Regions from separate parts of the Homo sapiens genome. Here all the other regions are linked to region 4. The links are chromatin loops, found by intact Hi-C in ENCODE. Cell type or tissue: PC-9. All regions are shown on one strand.

Region 1 (4,000 bases), 150 kb before region 4:
CCGTCCTGGTTCCACTTTTCTATCCCTTAGTGTTATTGCTTTCTTTCCACCAAAATAAAACCTTTTTTTTTTTTTGCAATCTATTTGCTCCAAATATTATTTTCCTGGGACAAATTTCAGTTTAACAGCTACCCAAGTGTTTAGATAAAGGTATGAAACACTGAAGTGAAATCCCTGGACTGGCTAAAGTTCCGGAGACTTCCATGTGTCTTCCTCTATCCTTCATATAATTTCTTGAAACAGTGGGGATGTAGCTGTGAGAAGCACTTTAGTTCCTCTTTCAGGGCCTTGAAGAGGTCAGACCCTTCTGAGAGGAAGAAAGCATCTGGGTGACAAATATTGGAACTGGGTTTCGGGAAGCAACAAAGCTGGACCAGAAGTCCAGGCAGACCCAAAGAGCAGGGGAGGGCTGGCTGCTGGAACAAGGTGCCTTGTTTAGCTCTGCAGAGACCTGGGACCAAAGATAGAGTTCTCAAACTGGGGAAATGGCTTATAACAGCCAATATCTGCTGGGATTCAGGTGCCGTTGCCTAAAAAGTCAAGATTTAGGATGTTAATCCAGAAAATTGACAGATGTTGGCCAGGTACTGTGAATATCTCAGCAGTTTTGGGGCTGTGATCAGAGAAAGATTGTTCTGGCCACACTCAGTGCCCCTAGATATTCTACAGATACCCTAGCTCATAGTTCGCCTTCAAAACTCACCTCGACATCCCCATTCCAGAAAGCTGTCCCTGACCACTCAATCAGGAGTGCAGTGCCTATCCTAATGCGTCCATGGAAACTTGTCTGTGAGAGCTTCCATCAAACCGACTTGTGGTGGCCTTTTTATCTGACTTTCTTCCTAGATCATTCCAGCACAAGGGCACAGACTGTGCACTTACACTGTGTCCACTGTGCTGATCACATGCCTGGCCCAGCGTGGATACTTAGCAAATGTTTGCTGAATGAGTGAATACAAGAATGATGTCCTTTAGGATGGCAGACAAAGGAAAACTTGAGCCACTGCAACACTAGACCTCAGAAGAAAGTTCTGCTACCAAAACGGAAAAATGTGTTTTTGAACTCAAATTGTGTTTGATGGCCTTCTTACTATTAATGGAGATCAACAGGTTGTAGAGAGCTGCATTATCAGTAGATGGGAAGCAAAGGAGGAGCGAGAAGCTGACTCATTCCCTTGAGCTTGCAAAGTATACAATACACCCCAGACAATGGGGAGAAACATCCATCCGCCCATGGAAATCAGTGAAACAAAAGGGGCCTGGGTGGACACCCTTGCTTCCCTCCCGTGCCTACTCTGGCTCTCAATCTATTTGTTTTCACCAAGGCTCTATATTTTGGGACTTTTGTGTTGGGCTCCTCCCCATCTCTCTGGGATAATAAAACCAGAAAAGAAATACTGGGACAGGTTCTGGCATGTGCAATTCTGTGTGAGCCATGGGAGTGGATGGGGCATTTGGAAATTTATGGAAGTTGAATGCAAAGTATGAAGAGTTGGACTGGAAAAGGAGTAGGTTGGGACAGGTGACTTCTGCTTTTCTTTTAAGCCTTTCTATATTTGAATTTCTAAAATTACCTGCATAAATTACTTCCATAAAATAACAAAAATACTTATTTTTCAAGACAACTAAGAGTCAGATGGAGATAGCAGTCTTGGGGCATGCAGGGCAGTGGGAGGGAGTGAGTGAAGAGAGGCTGTTTTCATGTCTGGTTTGGCTCCTTTATGAGGCTACTGCTGCTCTGGCAAGATGAACTGGGCCCTGTGTGAAAGGAACACTTGCTCAGGATTCCTGGATTTAGTTCTTCACAGGCCAACCTCTCTCCACACTTCAGTCATTGCCCCAGTTTCTTAACTCTATTAGCTGCCAGTCCTGTGGCCCATTTACCTTCTTCATGATTTGTGCACTTAGTTTCTGATCTCAACTTCCTTTCTAGTGACATTTCATTTCTTGTCCTAGATCCTAAAGTATTCATGGTCAGTTTCTAAAGTAATAGTCTTCCTGACTTGACTTGTCCCCAGGTTACCTCTTCCAGATGCTTCCCTGAGAGGATGCTCTCTCCTGTTTTGTCTCAGTTCTTGCAGAAGTACCTATACAGCCAAAAGGACCTAGAAAAGGCCTGAAAAGGGTTGATAACAAGCAGTAAAACCAGGGCGGAACGCTTGCAGACATACCAACATTCCTTTCAAGACCTGACTCATCCTCTTCCTGGTTGGGTCATCTTGTATAAGTTACAGAGACTTTCTGAGGCTTGATTTCTTTATCTGCAAATGGAAGATACTAATAGTATTTATCCCTTAATAAAAGTTCACTATCTCTTTGGCTAGAGTCACAGAAAGAGAAAAAAGTTCAAAATCACCACTGTAGCAGAAGTGTAAAGTTATTTACGCTGTTTTCAAATACGCAACAACAACAAAGTATGGCTCCTTTTTTATATACTAGGTCTGTTGTCAGCAAAGATCATCCTCACTCAACCACCCCCAACCCAAAGGGTGACAAGTGCAGTTTTAGTCTCACCAGAATTTTATTCAATTTTATAAAGAAAATCATGACTTTAGGTAAATTCTTTATCTCTTTTAGATAAAGTGCTCAGTCTCTCAGGTTTCTGCTCACTCTGTTTCTCTTCAAGATGACATCTGAATGTGAGGCTTAAGCGACTTCAGCAGGACAGAGGACATTGGGAGTTCTTGGCATCCTTTTGACATTGTTGGTCTCTGCTGTGTCATGGCTGGTCCGCGCTGCTCCCTGGACTCATGACCACTGGGAGGGACTGGTGCAATTTTGGGGTGTTCTGCTGGCATATGAACTGAAGCCTGTAACTGGTGTAATGCATGGACCATTCTTATCCTTGCTGACATGACCTTACCTTGTTAGTGCTGCAGAGGTCCAGTGTGACTTTCCTAGCTCTTTTTTTTTGAGGCAGAGTCTCACTTCGTCGCACAGGCTGGAGTGCAGTGGTGCCATTTACTTTGACCTCCACTTTCTGGGTTCAAGCAATTCTCGTGTGTCAGCCTCCTAAGTAGCTGGGATTACAGGCATGTGCCACCATGCCTGGCTAATTTTTTTTTTTTTAATTTTTAATAGAGATGGGGTTTCACTATGTTGGCCAGGCTGGCCTCGAACTCCTGACCTCAAGTGGTCCACCCCAGTTGGCCTCTCAAAGTGCTGAGATTACAGGCATGAGTCACTGTGCTAACCTCTCCTAGCTCTTCAAACAGGAAGTCTGCCCTGCAGTGTAGACCGCAGTATGATTAGCAGTTGGTTCTGAGTCACTTGAGCCCTGATTTGTGGTATTTGCAGACTTTTGTGGTGCAAACATTTCTGCCTTGGCATTTCAAGGTACCAGTGTGGTGTCACCAAATGTGAAGTTGGAAAAAGATCTGCCTTACAGATACAATAGATACATATAAGCTCAAGAACATAGATAATATGTAAAATGTAGTCTAATAACTATGGAGTGACAATTTTGAATATTTCTTGTCTTTATTTTTAATAGAATTAATTTAAATGTAAGTTGAAATATCTTTGTTTTTAAGTATTGCTGTGTTTAACAACTGGCTTGCAAAGTTTCTTATAATTTAATAGGCAGGTCTCTGACCCGGTGAACCATCTCTGGCTCACCACTAACAGGTCATCTCATCTTTTTTGTCAAGACATCTTCTATCAAGCTCCTAATCAGGCCCTCAATCAAGTTCCATGTTCTCTTTGGCGGCGTATTGGAAGCGTGAAGTTTAGGCCCACACTTTGCTATCCACAAGCTGACAGAGAGGCAACAAGAGACACAGTATGCTCTCAGCTACTAAAAAGGAAGTGGGACAGAAGCTCCTCTGCCCATGCCATTAATCTTGACTCATATAACTCACTTCCCCCTGGTGGAGTCTGTCAAATAGTCAGAATGTCAAATTCCCCTAGACTCTTGAAGAAAACTCACTCAATGGCCAATTCACAAAAGCCCATTTCACCAAATGAGAAATTCATGAAATTTAGTTTCTTTTTGTTTTAG
Region 2 (4,000 bases), 590 kb after region 4:
GGGGGATCCTTGATATTGGAGGCCAAAGTCTGTATTTGGTTAACTGGGATGTGAGAGACTGCTATTATTCCAAGAAGGACAGTCATCATCAGATCTTAAATAAGGTAAGACACAAAGTTATTTTTATTTCTAGTGTATGAAAACTAGGGAGATTAGAAAGGTCAGATTAACTGAAGACAAATTAAAAGGATTGTACATTTGCTGTACATATAAGCTGTGATTCATAGTAAATGTATGTCCTAGTCATATGTGATAGTTTTTCTAAAATTATTTTAAATGTACAAAAAAAATCTTTGTTTATGCTTTCAGTGAGTTTTGTAAACGTTTTCGAGACAACAAATAAACAAAAATCTCATTTATTTTTAAAAGTTACAAATTTGACTTCCTATATAAAAGAACACTGCAACAAAACCATGTATTAAGTGAAGATTTTTAAAAAGTGAATACATTTTGCCCATTGTTTCTCTGTGACTTGTTTTGATGAGTTTAGTAGGAAAAGACATTGGTGGGGGCATATTATTGCTCCTTCATACTTTAAATCTTTCTTTACTGGTTCTCTTCAGCCTTCATTTAAAACATTTAAGAATTTTCCATCTGCAAAAAATAAAAACAAAAATAAATAGCATCTGATCTAATATATGTCCATGGCTTCTGCTGCCACCGTAAGCTAAGGACAGCATTACCCTCTTCAGTGAAATAATGGGTAAATCATCATGAGGGCTGTTTAGTGAAAAATAACATCAAAACAGAGCTGAGAGGAGGAATTTCTGATTCACTGGGTTCTTCACCAAACTATCCTACTTCTGTGGTAGGAGGTGAGTATGTCTATGTGGACGTTAAAAGTATCCTTTGAGTTTTGATTAAAGGGCCTAAATGGTGTTGTTCAGAGTGCAAAGCCTTGATAACTAAAATATCCTATCATAACTACTCATATTTGACAGTGAAGAACAGTATAACCTTTCTCCAATAAAATGGTGGCATAAAAATTAAGAACCATGAAATTATTTTAAATAGAAAAACTTGGCTAGTAAATATATTTACTATAGAATGATGACGTACTGTCTTAATAATGTTTGATATTAGCCAATTATTCTAGAAAAATGAGGAAAGTGTTGGAATAAAGAATGCTAGAATACTAAATAAAGAAATTTATCTATTGCACTTTTTGGAGAACATATTTTCTGACAGAAAGAACAGAAATGAACTATAATATTTTCAACATGATTCTCATATCCTGTAGAAAGCTTGTAAGTTTTTCTCTAGGGAGCTGTAAAAGACACAACTGTGATACAAACAGGCATAGCGTTACTAGGCTGAAATTTTTAATCTGTTGGCTTCAGTATTTCCATAGATTTCCCAAGTATGTCAGCATATTTTTTGATATGCATTAGCTATAGTATTTGGCAATATAATTTATAATTATTTTAAATGTACAATTTCAACTCTTGTACACTGTTGATGGAAATTTAAATTAATAAAGGTATTGTAAAAAACTGGTGGAGGTTCCTCAAAAACAAGAATTACCATATCATCCGAAAATTTCACTTTTGGGTATGCACCCCCAAAAATTGAAGTCAGTTTGTTAAAGAGATGTCTACACTCCTATGTTCATTGCAGCACTGTTCACAATAGCCAAGTTTTTTAATCAACCTCAGTGACCAGGCACAGGTGGGTGGATAAAGAAAATGTGGTACATATGCACAATCAAGTGCATATTCAACCTTAAAAAAGAAGGATATTTTCTCATGTGTGGCAACATAGATGAAATTGGAGAACACTATGCTAAGTGAAATAAGCCAGAAACAAAGACAAATACCACATGTTCTAACTTACATGTGGAGTCCAAAACAATTTAACTCACAGAAGCAGAGAGCAGAATGGTGGTTACAGAGACCAGTGAGTGGGAGGAATGGGAAGATGATGGTCAGATGGTACAACATCTCAGAAAAGAGAAAAAATTCTTTTGAGTTTTATGACATAGAATGAGAAATGTAGTTAATAATACAGAATTGTACATTTTAAAATTTAAATTGCAAATGTTCTCACCACAAAAAAATATTGTTTGAGGTAATGGATATATAAATTAGCTTAATTTAACTATACCACATTGTATTCATAAACCATAACATCACTTTGTACTCCATAAATTTATATAATCATAAATTGTCAATTTATAATAAAAGATAAAAATATTTATTTTAAATGATCACTCATGAAAATGTTTGCCTCTGGTTTCATCCAACTTTTGATCTTTTCTGCCATCTAGTGGTAATGTTTTAAAACTTCCTTCTAAGTGTATACAAATAATTAAAAAATGAAAAAGTACTGTATTACAAAATGTAAAAGTAAAATGTAAAAGCATGTTCTGTTGCTTCACAAGGTCTGAAATCTAACCTAGGACCCATAAGCCCTAGGCATGAAAAATATTGGGGAAAAAATTTAAAGAATATAAAATAACTAAAATTGTCAACAATGGGTAAGAAGTATATATTATATATATGTGTATATATATAGTATATATACACACACACACATATATACACTGTGGAAATATAGAATGATTTTATATAATATATTTATAATATTTATTTGAAATAAAGCACCAGAAAGATAATTTGGATTTACCTTGCATAGTATTAATGGATGGGAGGGGCTTCAATATGGCTGAATAAAGGTGCCTGGCACTCGTCCCCTCCACAAAGAACAACCAATGCAGTACATAACTGCACATCCATCGAATAGAACATCTAAAAGAGAAGACTGGAATTCATCTGGAGTCCACACAATGGCATTACTCCAAAGAGGGAATTAATGCTGAGTCACACTCACCCACTGAGACCCAAGAAGTTGGCACCATGGCATCAGTTTGAGAACTCAGATCCCACTAGACTGCATTTCTTCCCTCAGGCCCAACAGTCCCATACATCCCCACATCCCTGGAGAACCATTGACATCCCTCCGCATTCACCTAGAGGGCTGCAGCAGCACAATGCTGGTTAGACCAGGCAGTGAGACAGGGTTTCCAGCATTTTAGCCAACACAGTGTCCTACACCCCAAGGAATGTGTGGTGAGGCACACTAGGGAGGCTGCCCCAGGACAAAGAGATCAGAAGTGTGCACTCCTCAGAGCCTGAGAGATGGCTGCCACTGCCACTGACAGCAACTATCCCCTTCAGTGGCAAGAATACTTTGCAACTGCATATGCCTTCAGAGGACCTAAAGACTGGTTCTGGGGCCTGAGGAAAGACACATGATGCCCACTGCCACCATCAGCACCACCACCAGTGCCAACACACATCATTCTGGGGCCTGGGGACAGATCAACCTGCCCACTTGATATGGTTTGGCTGTGTCCTCACCCAAATCTCATCTTGAATTGTAGCTCCCATAATTCCCATGTGGCATGGGAGGGATCCAGGTGGGAGGTAATTGAGTCATGTGGAAGAGTCTTTCCCATGCTGTTCTCATGACAGTGAGTACGTCTCACAAGATCTGATGGTTTTATAAAGGGAAGTTCCCCACACATGCTCTTTTTGCCTGCTGCCATGTAAGACGTGACTTTGTTCCTCCTTCACCTTCCACCATGATTGTGAGACCTCTCCAGCCACGTGGAATTGTGAGTCAATTAAGCCTCTTTATTATAAATTACCCAGTCTTGGGTATGTCTTTATTAGCAGCATGAGAACAGACTAATACACTGCCATTGCCAGCACCCATGTACACCTTAAGGATCCTGAGGAAAGACCCTTTCTGCCCACTGCCAACCCCACACACACTACCTGAGGACCCAGGGACCTACCCACCTGCCCAGCCCACCGCCACTACTAAGAAAACTGCCTGGAAGCCTGAGGACTGGCCCTCCTCGACCCACTACCACCAACACCCATGTATACTGCCTGAAGTCCCAAGAACCAGCCCCCCCCCCCGCCAGCTGTTGCCACCACTGGTGCCTGAGGACTGCCTCACCTGGTGTCTCCATCCCCAGTAAAGGCTCACCAAA
Region 3 (4,000 bases), 230 kb after region 4:
CAAAAAACTTTTTTCATTTGTACAGTCGTGGCCCACTGCAACCTTGACCTCCTGTCATTAAGCAAAAACTAATTATTCATGACAGAAGTGATTAATGCAAATGTACAGTTTTTTTGAGTAGAAGAAGTGACTTTAAGGGTTAATTATTTTTAACAAGTTATATTTATAGGTGTATTAGTCAATGATATAAGTGTTGGGGAAAGTTTATTTTAGAATTAGAAGAAAGAAGTAAAACAATTGTAAATATTGTTTACTCTGTTGTAGTTTAAATTCACTAATGATAGTAGGTATAGTTAGTTACAGCATCCTTTCTATGAAATAATTATGATATGCAATTCCTACAATAATGGGGAAAGTGGCAAAATGTGTTTAGAAGTTGGAAATAGATAAGTGCAGTTTCTTTATGAAAAGGGTTTGTCTGGTTGAAAGTGGCAGTGTATTTTCTGCCTTTGGAAAAGAAGCATGATGTCAAATAAACAGGTGCAGTGTGACTTTGTTATGGAGTAAAGACTCAAAACTGAGCAGAGTTCTGTTTTCTTTCTAGGATGGGCTCCTTCTTTGCTCCCAGCCTCCCAGGCATCAATATCCTTCGACTCCATACATCCATGTACTTCCAGTGCTGGGCCGTTATGTGCTGCAATGTTCCTGAGGCCAGGGTCTTCAAAGCTTCCAGATCAAATAACTTCTACCTGGGCATGCTACTGCTCATCCTCTTCCTGTCCACAATGCCTGTCTTGTACATGATCGTGTCCCTCCCACCATCTTTTGATTGTGGTCCATTCAGGTCTCTTGCTTTTGAAATTTGACTCAGGCATCGTGTTCTTTCGGGGGTGGAGGTGGGAATGGTCATTCATTGTATAAGCTATTTTTTCCCCCCAAACAATGACATTTTTGGTTGGTGGAAATGAGATCCCGGCTGGGCGCAGTGGCTCATGCCTGTAATCCCAGCACTTTGGGAGGCTGAGGCAGGCAGATTACCTGAGGTCAGGAGTTCGAGACAAGCCTGGCCAACACGGTGAAACCTCGTCTCTACTAAAAATACAAAGAAAAAAAAATTAGTCGCGTGTGGTGGTGGGTGCCTGTAATCCCTGCTACTTGAGAGGCTGAGGCAGGAGAATCACTTGAGCTCAGGAGGCGGAGGTTGCAGTGAGCTGAGATGGTGCCATTGCACTCCAGCCTGGAGGACAAGAGCAAAACTCTGTCTCAAAAAAAAAAAAAAAGAAAGAAATGAGATCCTTTGGGTATTCAGGTTCAATAGGTGACATGGAGATTCTTAGGCAAGTTCTGTCTATTTCCTCATTTGGGAATCATAAAAGAGAAAATACTTTATACTTTTCCAGGCTCTGCCTGGGTAAAATATGTATGGTGAATCTGAGCTGTTTCCATGTTAGAGGATAGCTAAGAGCAAGGTCTGATGACAGTGGTCTGGATGTGAGTTTGCCTGACTCTGGGCCGTCACATCCAGACGTGGTCAGCTATCACTACTTCTCTTGTGCATTACTACCTTAAAAAGAGAGAGAGAGAGACAGACAGAGAGAGAGAGAATACCCCACACTTTACCTAGGAAAGAGAATTATTACTAAATACTAATGAGCATAAGGAGGGCCACCCAATTTGTTATCCAAAATATCACATGCTAGTGAAAAAAATTAAGGCTGTTCCACATATATATTCTCTCCTAATTATCATTCAAGTCAGGAATCGAGAGTCACAACGGCTCCTTGATCCAATTTAGAGATACACATTTCTACAGTTCTCTATGACAGAGCTCTCTTCTCTCTATGACACATATCAGAAACCTAAGTCCCTGGGATCTGGAGGATGAAGTTTCTTTCCCTAAAGGGCCTTAGAAATGAATCTACTACAAGTTCTCCCAAGAATCTCTGCATGTTGATTCACTGGCCAGCATGCACTTGAGCTGTTTCTCCTTTTCAGTGAAGGAAATGAGACTGTAAAAAGCCATGTGAATGATATGCATGATGCTGTAATGCCCACATATAATTCCTCCATTATGTTGTCAGACCCAAGTTATTTAATTAAAGTCAAAAGGTTCATTGCTGACAGACTAAGTATATAAGAGACATTTTCACTCTTAACAGTAGTCTGAGTTATTGCTTTGCTGGAAAACAAGAAAATGTTAAGCCAGCTGATCGAGTTAAACTAGCTGGACCTCTGTCTACTCAGAGAACTGATGTTGAGAAGCTCTGTTAATTCCGTTGTGTGTGTGTGTGTGTGTGTGTGTGTGTGTGTGTGTGTGTGTGTGTTTCCAAGTGGGCTGAAATAAATAATGCAGACAGTGACATCTGGAGACTAAATATGAAATTACAGTCTTGATGAGACATTCGTCTCAATAAATTCCGAACCAATCTCAGAGTACAAAGTTCAAGGAATATGCCATTCAAAGGCTTTAGTTAATTGCAAATTATTCACACTACTTATTATCCAGGATAAGTTTAGGTGTGCATTAAGCTATTAATTGGAAGTTGATCCTTCTCAGTAAAACATAGCAAAGGACCCTAGCTGCCTGTAAGGGAAACCACACAATGTAAACATGGATCTCCACAGATGCATTCAGATTTACAATACGTCTTAGACATGAACAATAGTTGCACAATTTCAGCTTCTTAAGCCCTAACTCTTCTGGCTTTCCTAATTGGCAAACTTAGGCAAAATTATGGCATGTAAATCACTATTTTGAAATCAGGGAAATTTATTTTTTATTTTTAAAATTATTTATTTGTTTTTTAATTTCCATAGGTTATTGGGGAACAAGTAGTGTTTGGTTACTTGAGTCAGTTCTTTAGGGTGATTTGTGAGAAATCAGGGAATTTTAAATATTTTCAATGGAGTACTGGGAAGGGTTATCTCTATGCTATTTAGATTTTTTTTTTCATGTCAGTTTCCTCACTTTAGAGCCAAAGGATGTTTGCATTGTTTATTTGTCTGGACTTAAAAGTTTGAAAGGATTGTCCTGCTCTAGAAATGAGGTGAGAATGCTTGTATGCTTGTACTAGTGGGTGCCTCATAGCTTGTCATCTTTATGAACCCCAAGTTTTAGGTGATTTGCTTAACCTTCCTGGTGAAGGTTGTCTGACTCTATCTAGATCCTGGGCAAGCAGGAATTTAGGAAATATAAATTTGAACTAGGTTACTGGAGGTATCACAGTGATGGCTAGTTGCTCTCCAGTGTAGGGAAGTTTTCAGGTAAGATGGCTATAGTATATTTATCCATTCAGTAAAGCAATTTGATGAGATATTCTAGCTTGTCTGGTTTTATAAGACCTGGCTAGAGAGGGTAAATTTTCCAAGAAATTATTCCAATAGGCTAGTAAGTGGATTTATCGTAAATAGTTGACAATTTAAAGATGTCCAGATGAAGGCAATTCTAATTGTTCTATAGCATTTCCTGACACCTGATGTTTCCTCCCATCTATGTCAATAATTCTGAACAATTTATAGTTCTCTAGGTTTTTATATACATCCCTGCTTACATTATGACAATTTTATTTTTCATATATTTTCATCTTACTGCAAAGATAATATGTGTTTATGCTAGAAAACCTAAACATTGTAGAAATATTTTTACATGAAAAGAAACATGGCCCATAATCTTGAAAACCTGAAATAACAACTTTTTAGCATTTTATATTCTGTTTTGCCTTTCATGCATGATTTTTCATAACTGAGCTTGTACTGACACAGGATGTTTCTCAGCCTCTTCACTGGACTCACAGAGGGGCACCCTGTCTACTCGGCCTGCTGTGCTTAACCCCTTGTGGGAGGAAGCACGTGGGCAAGTGAGTGCGGGATCTGGCGAGACACACTGGGCACTGACACAGGAGCAAGCTCCATGTGGGGCCCGTGGCCAGACCAGGTGTGTCACCTTGAGGAGAATGCAATGGTGCCCAAGTGCCTATGACCCTAAAGCCCCAGAGGGGGTGTTACAATGCTTCCTGAGTTCCACCATCCTCAGCCTGATGGATGGCAGTGTCTTAGCAGC
Region 4 (4,000 bases):
CTTTCCAGAGGAAACTTCTAAACAATATCAAAGCCTTGGTGTCACCCACAGAGATCCTGATTTAATTAGTTTAGGTTGGCTCCCAGTAGGTTATAAAGTGTGTCAGGATTGAGATTCACTGTAGAAGGAAGTGTGAATATGGAGAAGAATAATTACAAGGCTATTGCAGTAGCCCGGGTAAGAAGTGATGGAATAGGTTCATGGCAGTGGGTTTCTGAAGCAGTGGTTCTCAAACTGTAGTGGATTTGAGTATCACCTGGAAGTCTTATTTATTTATTAGAGATGGTCTCACACTGTTGCGTAGGCTAGAGTGCAGTGGTATAATCATAGCTCACTGCAACCTTGATCAGCCTTCATCTCCTAGGCTCAAGCAATCCTGCCACTTCAGCTTCCTGAGTAGCTGGGACTACAGGCATGGACCACCATGGCTATTTGTTTGTTTGTTTTTAATAGAGACAGGGTCTCACTCTGTTGCCCAGGCTGGTCTCAAATTCCTGGGCTAAAGCAAGCCTCTCTCCTTGGCCTCCCAAAGTGCTGGGATTATAGCCACTGCACCTTGGCACGGAAACCTTGTTAAAATGCAGATATCTGGGTATCATTGATTTAGTAGGTCGTGGATGGGGCCTGAGAATTTGCATTTCTGACAAATTACCTGGAGGCGCTAGTTGCTAGTTTAGAGATCACACTTAGCATCTAGTGGGTAGTGGTCAGGGATGCTGGTGAATATCATACAATACACAGAACAGCCCTTTTGCTGATCACTGATCGAGCAAAAAAACCATCTGATGTGGTAGATAACATCAACAGGATTTGATCAGCAGGGTAAAGGACAACTCCAGGACTCTTACAGTTTTCTGAATTTCACAACTAAATGACGAGTTTCACTATTCATTGACATTCAGGAGACAGCCCTACAGACCTGAGAAGATGGTGAAGTCAAAGCTACACATATATTTGAGGGTTACCTTTGAAACAGCTAAGAGGATACATCAAGCAGGAACATATATGTGGAACCTGGAAGGGAAGATCATTACAGATATAAACTTGGGGATCATTAAAGCCAGGAACTTATCAATGGCATCAGTCAGTTCTCTTTTCTTTTACTCTTATCATTGGTGTCAAAGCTCTGGCCTCTTTTTGTTGGTTCCACTCAGGTGCCGTGATCCTCCAGCCTCAGCACCTTGCTGTGAGCTCTCCTTGGGAGGCTGCCTCTCCCTCCTCCTTCAGAATTTACCCCCTACTTCTCCTTTGGGTCCCACCTCTCAGGCTTGGTCATGTGTGGCATTAGCAAGCAGGTGTGCGTGTTTCCTTCTGAAGCACAAATCAAAGCCATGGTTATGTATCTGTGGGATTATTTGCTAAATGGCCACCTCTCCTGCTAGATTCTAAGTTGCCTGCAGTGACTGGAGAACATCCCTAGGTATCAGATGCTCAATGTCTTACACTTATGGAACCGTCAAAGACAGCTGTTAAATGTCCAATGGGTCAGTTAGGGAGATGGTGGTTGTTAAAACTGTGATGAGTTCTCAGGAAGAGGGAGAAGCAGTTACCTTTGTGAAGCAGTTGTTGGTATTTACTTAGTAATGAGATTAAATTTCCTAGGACAGTGGGTGTGTGAACCAGCAATAGCGCCATCTGCTGGAAGTAAGTGATACAACAACTATTATCTTGACTAGGCTCAGGGCTGTTAAAACAGTATTGCTCTGGGAGAAAAGAATCATTTTTTTTAAGGTTAAAAATGTGAGTAAAATTCTTTAGAGTGAAGATAGAATTTCTTTTGAAATGGTTGGAAAAATTGGATAATTATTGAAAATAGTGTTCAGTTTTCAAAGAGGAGAGAAACCTTCAAGTCACTGTAATTAAGAGAAGTTTTATTGAAAGAACACATGGAATAAGGAAGTTAGATATCTCCACCCAAAACCAGCATTTCAGAAAACAGAAACAGGCAAAAATCTGGCGGAGTGTGGTGGCTCATGCCTGCAATCCCAGCCCTTTGGGAGGCCATGGTGGAAGGATCGCTTGAAGCCAGGAGTTTAAGAATAGCCTGGGCAACATAGTAAGATCCCCATTTTCTTTTTTCTTTTCTTTTCTTTTCTTTTTTTCTTTTCTTTTCTGAGACAGAGTGTTGCTCCTTTTGCCCAGGCTGGAGCGCAATGGCATGATCTCAGCTCACCACAACCTCCCGGGTTCAAGAAATTCTCCTGCCTTGGCCTCCTGAGTAGCTGGGATTACAGGCATGCACCACCACACCTGGCTAATTTCGTATTTTTAGTAGAGACGTGGTTTCTCCATGTTGGTCAGGCTGGTCTTGAACGCCCGATCTCAGGTGATCTGCCCACCTCGGCCTCCCAAAGTGCTGGGATTACAGGCATGAGCCCCCGTGCCCAGCCCCAAGACCCCCATTTCTATTTTAAAAAAAAAAAAGAAGAAGAAGAAGGAAAAGAAAAGAAAAATGGAAACAGGCGAAAACCTAGGCTTCTCAAAGACTGAAGGGTATTTTGGAACTGACTGGATATTGCTCATCTCTGGCTGGTTGTGTTGCAGCCTCGTTGGTGGCAAGTGCAGACCCTCAGTCAGTGACCTCCTTTGTTGCTCTTCCATCAAAGGGCCCCCTTCTCCTGCCCAGGCATGGTGTTACTAATATGGCGATGGTAGGGGCAGGGGCTGCATCTATGACGGGGAGAGGTATGAGAGTATACTCATCATTCTGCTGTTGTCTTTGTTAGTTTGTTTCTAATTTCTATTGTTGGGGAGAAAGATAAATTCTTCCCTAACCTCTTGGGATCTTCACCTGGGTCTAAGAATTAAATCACTGTAAGACAGGTTAACAGGAGAAAAATATATGAGTTTTATTGATTTTTACATGTACGCGGAGACCCTCATGAGACAGCAGAAGACCTGAAGAAATGGACAAAGCAGAAAGCTCTAATACCTTTTAGACAGAGAAACCATAAATTCATGAAGAGCTGACAAGACAAAGGGGTTTGGGCCAGTGGCAGTAAATTGTGGGAATTCACTAGGGAGGTGTAAAGATAGAGGAAGATAAGGGATAGTTTAGAAAGTTTATTTGTACAGCTCCATTGCAGCATCAACTCCCAGTCAATGGTGATAAGAGTTATTTTCTTATTCTGGTACAGGGAGGGCAACTTTCTTAAATAAATCTTTTTGGCTTACGACAGGTAGAAGAGGGCAGATCACATAGCCCTTTCCGGCATCTGCTGTTTCTCAGGTGACTTTAGCTCAAAATAATCAACATGCCACATCAGCAAATTTTGGGGTGACATGGCCTGTTTCGCTATGATAATGGGAAAGAAATCAGACTTTTTAACTTTGAATTAGAAAACACAAACTTTGACTATGTCCCACAATTTATGTGACTGATTTCATATTCTATCACATCTATTTTATATTCTCTCATATTCTCCTCATGAATTTTCCCCTAGAATGTTGGGGGAATTTTGAAATGACTTGGGGGGCATGCTACAATTCGAAAAGGAGAGAGACATACTCTCCAATTCTCTCCCTGCCTGCCTCACAATGTGCAGCTCTCCTCTGCTTCTTCTTCTTCTTTTTTTTTTTTTTGAGACAGCGTCTCACTCTGTCACCCAGGCTTGAGTGCAGTGGCGCAATCTTGGCTCACTGCAAGCTCCGCCTCCCAGGTTCAAGTGATTCTTCTGCCTCAGCCTTCCGAGTAGGTGGTACTAGAGGTGTGTGCCACCACGCCCAGCTAATTTTTGTATTTTTAGTAGAGACGGGGTTTCTTTATGTTGACCAGGCTAGTCTCGAACTCCTGACCTCAGGTGATCTGCCCACCTCAGCCTCCCAAAATGCTGGAATTACAGGTGTGAGCCAACATGCCTGGCCTCCTCTGCTTCTGATTCAACTGCTGCTACCGATAGACTTACTGAAGGATTTGAAGCCAAATGGTATTAATTTTGGTCAGTTACTTCCCTGTATCTGGTGTCCTCACTAGACAGAACTTCTGTGTATGGCTACTTCA
Region 5 (4,000 bases), 310 kb before region 4:
TTTATTACTTTATGTCTCCCAAACTGCTCAAATCCTCACCTAGGTGGCATTTTAACCTAGTTTCCTTTTCCCCAGCTGGTGAAGCAGTGGTGTATGAATAAATCCAACATCCTTGGCAGGAGAAAAACTTTTTGTCTGATTACTAGAGCTACAAAATATCTCCTTTGTCCTGTTGTACTTTTGGGGTAACATGATAGTCCACTCTTTCCTGCTCTTCTGTCTGTATTTGCTGTTATGGACCATATTTGCTTTCTCCATCCTTAGCCATGGCCGTGTTTGTTTTGACATCCATAATATCCTTAGACGAGCGCTGTGGTTCTTAGCCTTGGCTGCTCATTAGAACCACCTGAGAGCTTAAAAACTTCTCAATACCCTGGCTAAACACCAGAACAATTATATAGGGATCTCTGGGCGTGGAATCCAGGCACCAGTATTTTTTTCAAGCTTCCTATGTTGATTCCAATGGGCAGCCAAGTTTGAAGACAGTGATTCTCAGACTTTTTAAACTTAGAACCCCTCACCTCTCTTAAAAATTATTGAGGAGCCGGGTGCGGTGGCTCACGCCTGTAATCCCAGCACTTTGGGAGGCTGAGGCGGGTGAATCATAAGGTCAGAAGATCGAGACCATCCTGACTAACATGGTGAAACCCCATCTCTACTAAAAATACAAAGAAATTAGCCAGGTGTGGTGGCAGGCGCCTATAGTCCCAGCTACTTGGGAGGCTGAGGCAGGAGAATGGCGTGAACCCGGGAGGTGGAGCTTGCAGTGAGCCAAGATCACACCACTGCACTCCAGCCTGGGCGACAGAGACTCCGTCTCAAAAAAATAAATTATTGAGGAGCCCAGAGTTTTTGTTCATGTCGATTATATTTAGATATTTACTGTATTAGAAGTTAAAACAAAAAGTTTAATTCATTCACTTAAAAGTAATAACAAACCTATTATATGTTAATATAAATAACATTTTTTAAAAATGAGAAATAGCTATATTTTCAAAAAACTAGAACAGCAGCTTTTTTTTCTGTTATTTTTTATTTATTTATTTATTTTTTGTGACAGAGTCTTACTCTGTCACCCAGGCTGGAGTGTAGTGGTGTGATCTTGGCTCACTGCAACCTCCACCTCCCAGGTTCAAGCTATTCTCCTGCCTCAGCCTCCTGAGTAGCTGGAACTACAGGCATGCACTACCATGCACGGCTAATTTTTTGTGTGTTTTTAGTAGAGACGGGGTTTCACCATGTGGTCAGGCTGGTCTCGAACTCCTGACCTCAAATGATCCACCCTCCTTGGCCTCCCAAAGTGCTGGGATTACAGGCATGAGCCACCGCGCTCAGCTACATTGTTTTTAAATAACTTTAATGCCTGGTTTAATAAAAAAAAAGCTTGGATTCTCATATCTGCTTCTATATTCCATCTGTTGGGAGTGCAGCATGTCATGTGGCCTCTGGAAATCTCTATATTCATAATGAGAATAAAAAAGGCAAATTTTTATATTATCATGAAAATAGTTTTGACTTTGTGGACCCTTCTTTGGGTTCCCCAGGCCACACTTTGAGAACTGATGTGCTAGAAGACTGTAGAGTGAATGATGCCAAGGGAGTTAGTTAACAAGCGTCTCTTTTCACCTCACTTTCAACTACCCTTCAGTTCTCCCTGCCCTTATTACTGTCGGCCTCTAGAGGGAGCGCGAGGTCCTTTACGCCAACACCCGCAGGCTGCTGCAGCTGAGGCCAAATTTTAAGTACCTGCAGGAGCTACAACATTAGGGAAGGGGGATCTTGGGTTATAAGAAAAGGAATGAAAGTTTTTCTTTTCCTCCTCCTTTTTGTTCTCCTTCTTTTTCTGTTCCTCGCTCTCCCTCTTAGAATTCCTGAAGCAGTTGACATTTTTCTTTGTTGAGCTTTCCTATTATTCCCATTCAGTTGGTGCAATAAAGAGCAAGACAAGCAGAGATCCGAGAGTACAGGCTAGAACCATGGTTCTCCCCCTTCATATTCAGCAGAACCACCTGGGCAGTTTGTTTAAATGTAACTTCTGGCCGGGCGCGTGGCTCTTGCCTGTAATCCCAGCACTTTGGGAGGCCGAGGCGGGCAGATCACAAGGTCAGGAGATCCAGACCATCCTGGCTAACACGGTGAAACCCCGTCTCTACTAAAAATACAAAAAATTAGCCGGGCGTGGTGGCGGGCGTCTGTAGTCCCAGCTACTGGGGAGGCTGAGGCAGGAGAATGACGGAACCTGGGAAGTGGAGCTTGCAATGAGCCGAGATCTCGCCACTGCACGCCAGCCTGGGGGACAGAGCGAGCCTCTGTCTCAAGAAAAAATAAAGTAGCTTCCGCTGTCCCTACCACAAAAGCTGTTGATTTCATAGGACTAAGGTGAGACTCATGAATCAGCATTTCTAAGAGGACCCCAGGTGATTCTAATCCAGGTGTTCTGAGGACATGGTTTTGAGAAACAGTTACCTGAGAGAAGAGGTCACCTGGGCCTACATATTTCAGGTAAAAGGAGCCTAAAGCTAAGTATACTTCGTGGGAGTGTAGAGTAAGCATGGCCCTCACCCAATGTGGCTAGAACCCTCTAGAACTCAGTATCCTGAATTTTAAACACATATCTCTCATTATGGCTAGAAAATTGCCTTTAAATTTTGCTTGTATCCCCGCTTCATCTAGAGTCTCTTCTTTCCAATGAAAACACTGGAATATGTTCATTGGGACCATCTAAGAATCATCTGAGACCAAGCTGCATGACAAAGCAGCATCAGGTAAAGAAACTGGTGATATTTAACCTGTAGAAAGGAAAATTTGATACAGATTAGGGAGCCATCTTTCAATATATAAAGGCCTACAAATGTGTTTTAAATGACTCTAAAGGTAACATTCAGAAAGTCATTGGTAACTTGGAGACAAAACAATGTTATTTGTTCTACAGAATTTTCTGCAATCACAGCTGCCCAAACAAGAAATGGACTGTCTTGGGAAGGGTGAGTTTATCATCACTGCAAGTATCTGAACACAGCTTGAACAATGACTTGGTAGGGATGACATGGGGGTGATTCAACCACAGGTTAGGTGACTGAAGAAGACTTTGAAAGTCCTTTCCAACCTGGAATATTTGATCTATGCACTGAACAAAATGGAACTTTTTTTGCCCCCTTGTTATCCTACCTATTTCTCTGTGAAAGCCTCCCAGGCAAGGGACACACAAGACCAAGTCATGCTGCAGGTTTTATTCATGGTGGCTGTGACAAATCTTGGACCTAAGTTGAACCAGAATCTATACACGCAGTTTGATTTGAGTCACTGAATTCCCTTCATCCTGAGAGTGCATGCATTTGTTGGGTACCCTGTTCTATCTTTTATTCCTACACCTGCAGAGTCCCTTAGTTCCTTGTACTCATAGTGTGGTCTCAGGACCAGGAGGAGCAACATCACCTGGGAGCTTCCTGGAGATGCAGAATCTCAGGTCCCGCTGAAAGAGACTGCAATTAACCTCTAACTTTGAGTTTAGAGGCAAATGCAATATATTCCCAACACAAAGTAGTCTATAAATGGAAGGCTCTTTCAGGAGAGGAATAGTGGTTTGTTGATCTTTGAGGGCCTTGCTCACAGCCAACTCTCAGAGTGTGTTGATGTGAAGTGGTTTATCAAGCTAGATAAAGAAAGGAGGAGCAGCAGTACACCAGGAGAGGGTAAGTCGAAATGTCTCTTGGGAGTCAGGGAGGAGTTACAAAGTAGCAGAAGGACTCTGAAGATAGTCTCCGATATAAGCTTGATCCACCTCTCTACTTGTCTAGAGTGCATCAAGGTCTCCCTTGACATTATCACTTACAGCAGGCTATCCCATAGGGCTCACCAGGTACACTCAATTTACCAGTTTGTATAGATGTGAATCGGATCAATAGCCACCATGTGGCAGGGCCAGGACCTAATCCTTGTGTGCTCTGCTCTGTCTCCTATACCTAGAGCCAATGCCTCTCTTCTCTTATCCTGTATTAGT
Region 6 (4,000 bases), 300 kb before region 4:
CAGAGGGACCCTGAGCCCAGCCCATGCAACCATTTTTTTCCTCCTAAACCTCCAGGTCTGTGATGGGAGGGGTTGCCATGAAGACCTCTGACATGCTCTGGAGACATTTCCCCCATTGTCTTAGGGATTAACATGCAGCTCCTTATTATTTATGCAAATTTCTGCAACTGGCTTGAATTTCTCCCCAGAAAATGGGATTTTCTTTTCTTTTTTTTCTTTCTTTTTTTTTTTCGAGATGGAGTCTCACTCTGTCACCCAGGCTGGATTGCAACAGCACAATCTCATCTCACTGCAAACTCCGCCTCCCGGGTTCAAGTCATTCTCCTGCCTCAGCCTCCTGAGTAGCTGGGATTACAGGCACCTGCCACCATGCCTGGCTAGGTTTTTGTATTTTTAGTAGAGGCTGGGTCTCACTATGTTGGCCAGGCTGGTCTCAAACTCCTGACCTCGTGATCCACCTGCCTCGCCCTCCCAAAGTGCTGGGATTACAGGCGTGAGCCACTGCGCCTGGCCAGGATTTTCTTTTCTATCGCATTATCAGGCTGCAAATTTTCCAAATTTTTATGCTCTGCTTCTCTTATAAAACTGAATGCCTTTAACAGCACTCAAGTAACCTCTTGAATGCTTTGCTGCTTGGAAATTTCTTCCATCAGATACCCTAAATCATCTCTCTCAAGTTCAAAGTTCCACAAATCTCTAGGGCAGGGGCAAAATGCCACCAGTCTCTTTGCTAAAACATAACAAGAGTCACCTTTGCTCCAGCTCCCAACAAGTTCCTCATCTCCATCTGAGGCCACCTCAGCCTAGACCTTATTGTTCATATCACTATCAGCATTTTTGTCAAAGCCATTCAACAAGTGTCTAGGGAGTTCCAAACTTTCCCACATTTTCCTGTCTTCTTCTGAGCCCTACAAACTGTTCCAACCTCTGCTTGTTACCTAGTTCCAAAGTCACTTCCACATTTTCGGGTATCTTTTCAGCAACACCCCGCTCTACTGTTACCAATTTACTGTGTTAGTTTGTTTTCAGGCTGCTGACAAAGACATACCCAAGACTGGGCAATTTACAAAAGAAAGAGGTTTATTGGACTTACAGTTCCATGTGGCTGGGGAGGCCTCACAATCATGGTGGAAGGCAAAAGTCAAGGAGGAGCAAGTCACATCTTATGTGGACGGCAGCAGGCAAAAAGAGAGAGCTTGTGCAGAGAAACTCCCGTCTTTAAATCCATCAGATCTTGTGAGACCCATTCACTATCATGAGAACAGCACAGGAAAGACCCGCCCCCATGATTCAGTTATCTCCCACTGGGTCCCTCCTACAACACGTGGGAATTATGGGAGCTACAAGATGAGATTTGGGTGGCGACACAGAGCCAAACTATATCAGGAAGTAAGACATATAATTTGGGGGGGCCTTCATTTAATTTATAATTTTCTTTTTTTTCAAGATGGGGTATCACTGTATTGCCCAGGCTAGTCTCGAACTTCTGAACTAAAGTGATCCTCCTACCTTGGCCTCCCAAAGTGCTGGGATTACAGGAGTGAGCCACTGTGCTCAGCCTAATTGGTGGTGGGGAGGAGGAGGCTCTTTAAATGATAATAAAGAGCTGTCAGGTTGCTAATAATAATAAAGGGTAATAATAATAAAGATAATAATAATAGTAATAATAATAAAGAGGTAATGATAAAGAGTGTCAGGTTGGTCTTTAACAGAACGACATAGTTCTTTCCAATTTTATTTGTCATGTCACCACTATTCCATCAGGGGGCAAACTTTTTACATGAAGTTCCTTCATAAATAAGATTTCATGTCCTTTTTCATGGACTTCAATTTTTGTGTATTTATCACTGTCATAATTTGCTTAGGGTGGAGGAAGTAGAAATTATGTAAAAGAAGGCTATTCCTTAAATCATAAAGGACAAGAAATCAGAGAACATGTTCCCCAACAGAATGAAAATAGGTAGTAATGAATGCTCAGCAGTAAGACACCATCCACAAAAGCTGTGTTCAGGCATGAAGGGGTAACGTGGAGATAAGGCAATGACTCAGAAAACCCAGAAAACAGAATGCCCTTTGAAAGCATTTTTGGACCATTTATGTTCAAGTGAAGATTGCTTTGACTTAGACCAAATACAGTAATTGCTTGATTTTTTTTGCATTTAGATATCTTTCCATAGATAAATAATGAGCAGTGTATTCATTATGACTACTTGTATACATCATGGTGGGGTAAGATTATTAGACAAGAATTTAAGGGACTCAACTTAGATTTTTCTCTTCCCTCTCCTTACTTATTAACTACTTCCCTTTGCCGGGTCTTATTTTTCTCAAGCACAAAATGGAGATTTTGTCATTTGCTGACCTCACTGGGTTGTTGAGCTAATCAAGTGAAATAACACATATCAAAGAGGCTATTAAAAGAAGTAAGTTGCATACATGTAAGTTGTTTTTAAAACAAGAAACACTTGATGTCGCAACCATCCTCTTGCTGGTAGGAGACCATATTCTCAAAGGCCACAAGTAAGAGTGCATTGCATAGCCTTACATTTCTTGGAGGGATGCCAGCTGCACTCAACACTTTCATGTAAAAAGCATTTATCACTGAGGCACAAGATCTCAGCTAACCAAAGACTTTTTCTCATTGGAATGGCAAGTGCAGGTCTTGTTAGTGAACCGTGTAAGAGTCAGAAACTAGTCCCCCAAAATTATAGCGGTATTTATATACACATTGTAATTCATGAGCACTTGTTCTGTGTCAGGCACTGGGTTTAGGCACAGGGAATACTTCAGTGAACAAAATAGATGAAAATTAAATGTTTATGAGGTTTCTTATTTGCTCATTTAAAAGCCTTTAGTTTAGGGAAGTTTGCAGTTTCTCTATGTACATATTTACTTAGAAATGATGAGGACATTTCGAATCTTTAAATACAAATATTGATTTTAAAAAATTCATCTCACTCTTGGGCAAAGTTTCATGAAGAAATCAGTTTCATCTGTGCTCAATGCTAGTTATTCAGCATCCATTACCGAGGGTCTAAAAAGGTGGATGTTAAATAGAGTAGCTTCTGGTTTAATCTACATCTTCACCATTTTCCAAGATTTTTTCTCTTTTTTTCTGAAAGTTCTTCTCTATCCCCTTCTTACAAGGACTTGAGAATAAATCACCTCGTAATAAGCATTTAATAATAACTAACACCAGGTGCAGCGGCACATGCCTGTAATCCCAGCACTTTGGGAGGCTAAGACAGGAGGATTACTTGAAGCCAGGAGTTCGAGGCTGCAGTGGGCTATGACTGTGCAACTATACTCCAGCCTGTGCAACAGAGAGAAATTTTGTCTCAAAAAACAAACAAACAAACAATTTGCACAGTGCTTTTAATTCACAAAATACTTTTTTCATTCATAATCTCACTTGAGATGTCCAACAATCTTGTTCCTAGACAATATTTCCATCTTGCAGTTGAAGAAACAAAGGTTCAGGGATAGTAAGCAACCTACTCAAAGGTGCATAGCTAATGAGAGGCATTGCTCAAATTCAACATGCATTTTCTGTATCCAGATCTCAAGACCCTTTCCGAAGGCCACCTCTTTCCTGTTGCTTTAGAAAGTAAACACATCACCAGAGTCTTTGGTGTTCCAGCTTCTTTTTAGGCATGCCTAAGGTCAGATTGTCAAGAAATTTGTTATAGTTATTAAAAAGTTATGAGCAAGTGGGGCGCGGTGGCTCACGCCTGTAATCCCAGCACTTTAGGAGGCTGAGGCGGGCAGGTCACCTGAGATTGGGAGTTCGAGACCAGCCTGACCAACATGAAGAAACCCCGTGTCTACTAAAAATATAAAATTTTTAGTATTGTGTTTAGGGTGTGGTGGCACATGCCTGTAATCCCAGCTACTCAGGAGGCTGAGGCAGGAGAATCGCTTGAACCCGGGAGGCGGAGGTTGCGGTGAGCGGATATTGCACCATTGCGCTCCAGCCTGGGCAACAGAAGCGAAACTCTGT
Region 7 (4,000 bases), 66 kb before region 4:
CATGTATGCCTATTCTTTTAAACCGGTACTTAACAATAGTATCCAGGTGTCCAAATATAATAGCTTATCTGTTTTATTTTTTCCAGAAAAGGAAACAAGGTCTTAGAGAGGTTACATTTTGCATAGGATTTTGTTAGCCAAGTCAGCATCTGTTTGCATCTTAAAAATGAGTCATACCTATTCCTTGTAAGTAGGACAGGAGGGCAGCTGGAATTTCCCAGCTCACTCCTTGTCACTGCTTCCTGCCTCTGCTGCTCTTTGTCCTCCACAGCACGCTTCATTGGCTAAAAAGTGAACCAGATACTACATTACCTCAGGGCAGTTGTAAGTACTGAGTCAGATGCCTTAGGCTTGTGTGATGGGAAGTTTAGGGCGAGACCAATGTCTTGCTTTAACAACAGTGTGAATAAGTTAATTTCTTTTGAGATTTTATTACTCAATATTCCACCCAGAAAGAAACACAGATGACACTCAGCCAATCAAAGGCCATCTGGGACTGACAAACGCAGAGCTTGTTGTAGATGACAAGGCTCAGTGGATGGATCATCACTGAAAGAAAGGGAAACAGTTTGAACTGTTGTATCTCTCTCCTTGCTCACATGAAAAACAAAAAAATCCTTGGCCAGTTGCGGTGGCTCACGCCTGTAATCCCAGCACTTTGGGAGGCCCAGGCGGGCAGATCACTTGAGGTCAGAAGTTCTGGACCAGCCTGGCCAACATGGCAAAACCCCGTCTCTACTAAAAATACAAAAATTAGCCGGGCGTGGTGGCACACACCTGTATTCCCAGCTACTTGGGAGGCTGAGGCATGAGAATTGCTTGAACCTGGGAGGTGGAGGTTGCAGTGAGCCAAGGTCGTGCCACTGCACTCCAGCCTGGATGACAGAGTGAGACTCCGTCTCAAAAAAAAAAAAAAATTCCTTAACCACAGACTAAGTAAGCATTATTGCACAGAGTGTCATTCGCTAATCTTGCTTGTGCCTGAACTTTGAAAGCACCAGCCCCTTGCTTTGGGGGCTGGGGGCGTGGGGTGTAAGTGTGTGTGTCCTCTAGAAGAAGACAACACTGAGAACAGAAGGAGAGGATCTTGGAGATTTGTTAATTTCCTATTGCAGTTAGCCTTGTCTGGGGCTCTCACTTTAGCACTTAAAATAACATACTCCTTTGCACAGATGTTATTTTTTTCTCTTCATGTGTACAACTTGAATTATCCAATGGCCTTGCTTTGAGGATATTCATCCTATCTTATTGATCCTGTCACTGTGTAGGACAATGGAGAACACAGTAAAAAACCCTCAATGGATACTACTTACACTAAATTAACTCTATGAATTCAAAATTTGAAGATGCTACTTAATCATGTAAGCCTGGTTCTCCAAAACTTCATCTGCCATGGGAAAAATCAAAGCTTGTAAAATGATTAAACTTGTAAAGGAATTAAACTCTAGGATTCACTCATTTTATAATTGGTATTTTCACCCTAAGAGCTTTCTTTTTCCTCTCTGGTGTTTAAAAACAAAGTAAAACCAGACAAAACAAGATTAACTAAATTAAAACCCCTGTGACTTTAAAAAATGTAGCCAAGAATAATGTGCAAGTGTCTAGTTAGGCCAATAGATATCCTTAACATACGTGAGCTGGGAACACAAATGAGCATGAAGGGCAAGGAAGAGCACCACCCCCTGCTTCTTTTCCTGCTCCTGTTCTTGCAGAGGGTCAGGCTTGGAGACCACATATGGTCAGCTCAACACTCAAGTCCACCAAGCAGCCCATGAGGAACTCTTCCTTCCAGAGTTGTGCACACCATGCAGTGTGGTCCACCTGCAGAAGCACACAACAGGCGCTGCCTGGGCCAGAGGTCCATTCAGGCCATGGAATTGGTCTCAATGCCATTTAGGCATGAATCCAGGGTCCTGGGTACCAGACGCATGGTCTAGGTAGGGGGTGTCATGTACTAGGTGAGCATGGGGTTCCGCTGGGCATGTTCCCTTGTCTTGTAGGATGTTAGCTCTGAGGGGCGTGGCTGGAAGAAGGCTAGCCTTGAGCCCTCTAAAAGGCAGGGCTCAGGGCAAAGCTCCCAGTTGCTCAGGCCTGTGGGTAATACTGCTTAAAAATCCCCTTGAGAACTTCTTTAAAATGCAAATATCTCGATTCTTTTGTAGTTCAAAAGCATGATGATTGGGTGTTCACAGGCATGTGTAAGACGTGACACCCTCTGAACCTCCTTATGACCCGGTACATTACCTGTCTGACCTGAAAAAAAAATGCAAATTTCTGGATTCTACCCGCCTCCCCGCACTCCGACATTACGATGTAGCAGCTCTGTGGTAGGATCCAGGAATCTGCCTGTGTAATCACAGGTTGATATTCTGGTGTTTCCTGGTTTTGCTCTGCTGATTTGGGGGATGTTTACCAGCAGGAGAGCAGCCTCTTTCCTCTGCCCTCCTCCCTTGCTGCCCTCCCCAGACCCCAGTGACTCACGCTCCTCCTGCTCCTCCTGTTGCTGGCCTCTCTGTTGTGGTTGCCAGCGCTACTTTGCAGACGCTGCCTGCTCCCTGCACGCCAACACAGATTCTGTTTCCCTGCGACCGCTGCTGCTGTTGTTTGTTCCGTCCCTGGTTTATTGTAGGAGAGCTGATTGTTCTGTTGCCACTGCTACCAAGCTGCAAACACCAGGCTCACGGTGCAAGGGGAAGGGGCTTCTCCTCTGGGTGTTCTGCCTCTATCGCCTAGGCTCTCAGGCTTTGTTGCCAATGGCACTGCGAGACCCTAAACTATGGCCTTGTGATTCCCACATCTCCATTTAGTTCTTTCTTTTGTTCTCTAAGATCTGAGAAGGAGCCCATGTCTTTCAGTGTTCCTGTTTTCTTGCGATACTTCCCCCCTCCCCGACTCCAGAATTTAGGGCAACCTTCTGCTGTGGTCTGAATGTTTATTTCTCTCCACCCCGCCAAACTTATATGTTGAAATCTTAACCCCTAAGGTGGTGGTATTAGAAACTGAAGCCTCTGGGAGGTAATTAAGTTATAAGGACAAAGCCCTCATGAATGGGATTACTGTTCTTATAAAAAAAAGGCCCCAGAGAGCTAGCTAGCTCCTTCCACCATGTGAGGACACAACGTGAAGGTGCTGTCTATGAGGAAGGGTCCCTCACCAGACACCAATCATCTGGCACATTGATCTTGAACTTCCTATCCTCCAGAACTGTAAACAAATAAATTTCTCTTGCTTATAAACCATAAGTTCATGATTTTTTTTTTTTTTTTGAGACGGAGTTTCGCTCTTGTTGCCCAGGCTGGAGTGCAATGGTGTGATCTCGGCTCACAACAAACTCCGCCTCCCGGGTTCAAGCGATTCTCCTGCCTCAGCTTCCCAAGTAGCTGGGATTATAGGCATGCGCCACCATGCCTGGCGAATTTTGTATTTTTGGTAGAGACAGGGTTTCTCCATGTTGGTCAGGCTGGTCTCGAACTCCTGACCTCAGGTGATCCACCCGCCTCGGCCTCCCAAAGTGCTAGGGTTACAGATGTGAGCCACTGCACCTGGCCAAGTTCATGATTTTTGTAATTAGCATCCAAAATGGACTAAAACCCCCATCCTCCTGAAGGTTCTGAATCTGAGGACCCAAGACTTGGCTCTCAGCCTTAATGTCCTGCTCCCACTATTTTCAGGGGGCCCAATATAAATTTCCTGAGTTTTTGAGGTGGTTGGGCTTGCAGACTGACCTTTAGTATGCCCTTTGTTACATTTACAAAATAGATTGCTTACAGGGTTAGACAAATACAGTTGACCCTCTGTATCCCTGCCTTCCATATCCATGGGTCAAAATTATTTGGAAAAAAAAATGTGTCTGTATTGAACATGTATAGATTTTTTTTTTGTATATTTCCTAAACTATATCGTATAATAACTACTTACAGAGCATTCATATTGTATTAGGCATTATAAGTAGTGTAGTTATGATTTAAAGTATGTGAGAGAATGTGCACAGGTTATACAG

What was found. Hi-C counts contacts between places; a loop is a spot of excess contacts. Peaks named below come from ENCODE experiments on the same cell type or tissue, not always from the same donor. Only the 100,000 strongest peaks of a DNase experiment are listed, where the experiment ranks them.
Region 1: a loop joins it to region 4, with 4 times the contacts of the local background. A loop is called at or near these places in 17 of 110 quality-filtered maps.
Region 2: it touches region 4 in a loop (16-fold over the local background); 5 of 110 quality-filtered maps call a loop at or near these places.
Region 3: a loop joins it to region 4, with 9 times the contacts of the local background. A loop is called at or near these places in 33 of 110 quality-filtered maps.
Region 5: it touches region 4 in a loop (6-fold over the local background); 106 of 110 quality-filtered maps call a loop at or near these places.
Region 6: a loop joins it to region 4, with 11 times the contacts of the local background. A loop is called at or near these places in 104 of 110 quality-filtered maps.
Region 7: a loop joins it to region 4, with 5 times the contacts of the local background. A loop is called at or near these places in 26 of 110 quality-filtered maps.

What each region holds. Positions count from the first base shown.
Region 1 is chr9:72,440,274-72,444,273 of GRCh38, forward strand. No RefSeq gene overlaps it. Among named protein-coding and RNA genes, the nearest start is that of ZFAND5, 77 kb to the left of the region's middle. RefSeq lists an enhancer at 3,920-4,000. In PC-9, no CTCF peak of the experiment used is centred here; DNase peaks (open chromatin) are centred at 2,178 and 3,238; H3K27ac peaks cover 2,827 bases.
Region 2 is chr9:73,181,848-73,185,847 of GRCh38, forward strand. No RefSeq gene overlaps it. Among named protein-coding and RNA genes, the nearest start is that of ANXA1, 32 kb to the left of the region's middle. In PC-9, a CTCF peak has its summit at 2,284 (motif pointing left); a DNase peak (open chromatin) is centred at 2,234.
Region 3 is chr9:72,820,298-72,824,297 of GRCh38, forward strand. TMC1 (transmembrane channel like 1) reads left to right here. Exons shown (of 24, transcript NM_138691.3): 20 at 545-784. Among named protein-coding and RNA genes, the nearest start is that of LINC01474, 52 kb to the right of the region's middle. In PC-9, a CTCF peak has its summit at 2,296 (motif pointing left); a DNase peak (open chromatin) is centred at 2,294.
Region 4 is chr9:72,591,302-72,595,301 of GRCh38, forward strand. All of the region lies in intron 2 of TMC1 (transmembrane channel like 1), which reads left to right. Among named protein-coding and RNA genes, the nearest start is that of TMC1, 72 kb to the left of the region's middle. RefSeq lists an enhancer at 1,361-1,420. In PC-9, CTCF peaks have their summits at 1,616 (motif pointing left) and 1,816; a DNase peak (open chromatin) is centred at 1,630; H3K27ac peaks cover 498 bases.
Region 5 is chr9:72,279,427-72,283,426 of GRCh38, forward strand. No RefSeq gene overlaps it. Among named protein-coding and RNA genes, the nearest start is that of LINC01504, 24 kb to the right of the region's middle. In PC-9, a CTCF peak has its summit at 1,698 (motif pointing right); a DNase peak (open chromatin) is centred at 1,705.
Region 6 is chr9:72,290,584-72,294,583 of GRCh38, forward strand. No RefSeq gene overlaps it. Among named protein-coding and RNA genes, the nearest start is that of LINC01504, 13 kb to the right of the region's middle. In PC-9, a CTCF peak has its summit at 1,864; no DNase peak of the experiment used is centred here.
Region 7 is chr9:72,525,086-72,529,085 of GRCh38, forward strand. The region is part of intron 1 of TMC1 (transmembrane channel like 1); the gene reads left to right. LOC101927234 (a long non-coding RNA gene) reads right to left here and starts at 2,580. Exons shown (of 3, transcript XR_001746721.3): 1 at 2,482-2,580; 2 at 178-284. It overlaps LOC124902347 (small nucleolar RNA U13), which reads left to right and starts at 2,151; the gene lies at 2,151-2,254. RefSeq lists enhancers at 1-227, 228-789, 1,780-1,829, 2,170-2,339. In PC-9, no CTCF peak of the experiment used is centred here; DNase peaks (open chromatin) are centred at 296 and 2,396; H3K4me3 peaks cover 1,717 bases; H3K27ac peaks cover 4,000 bases.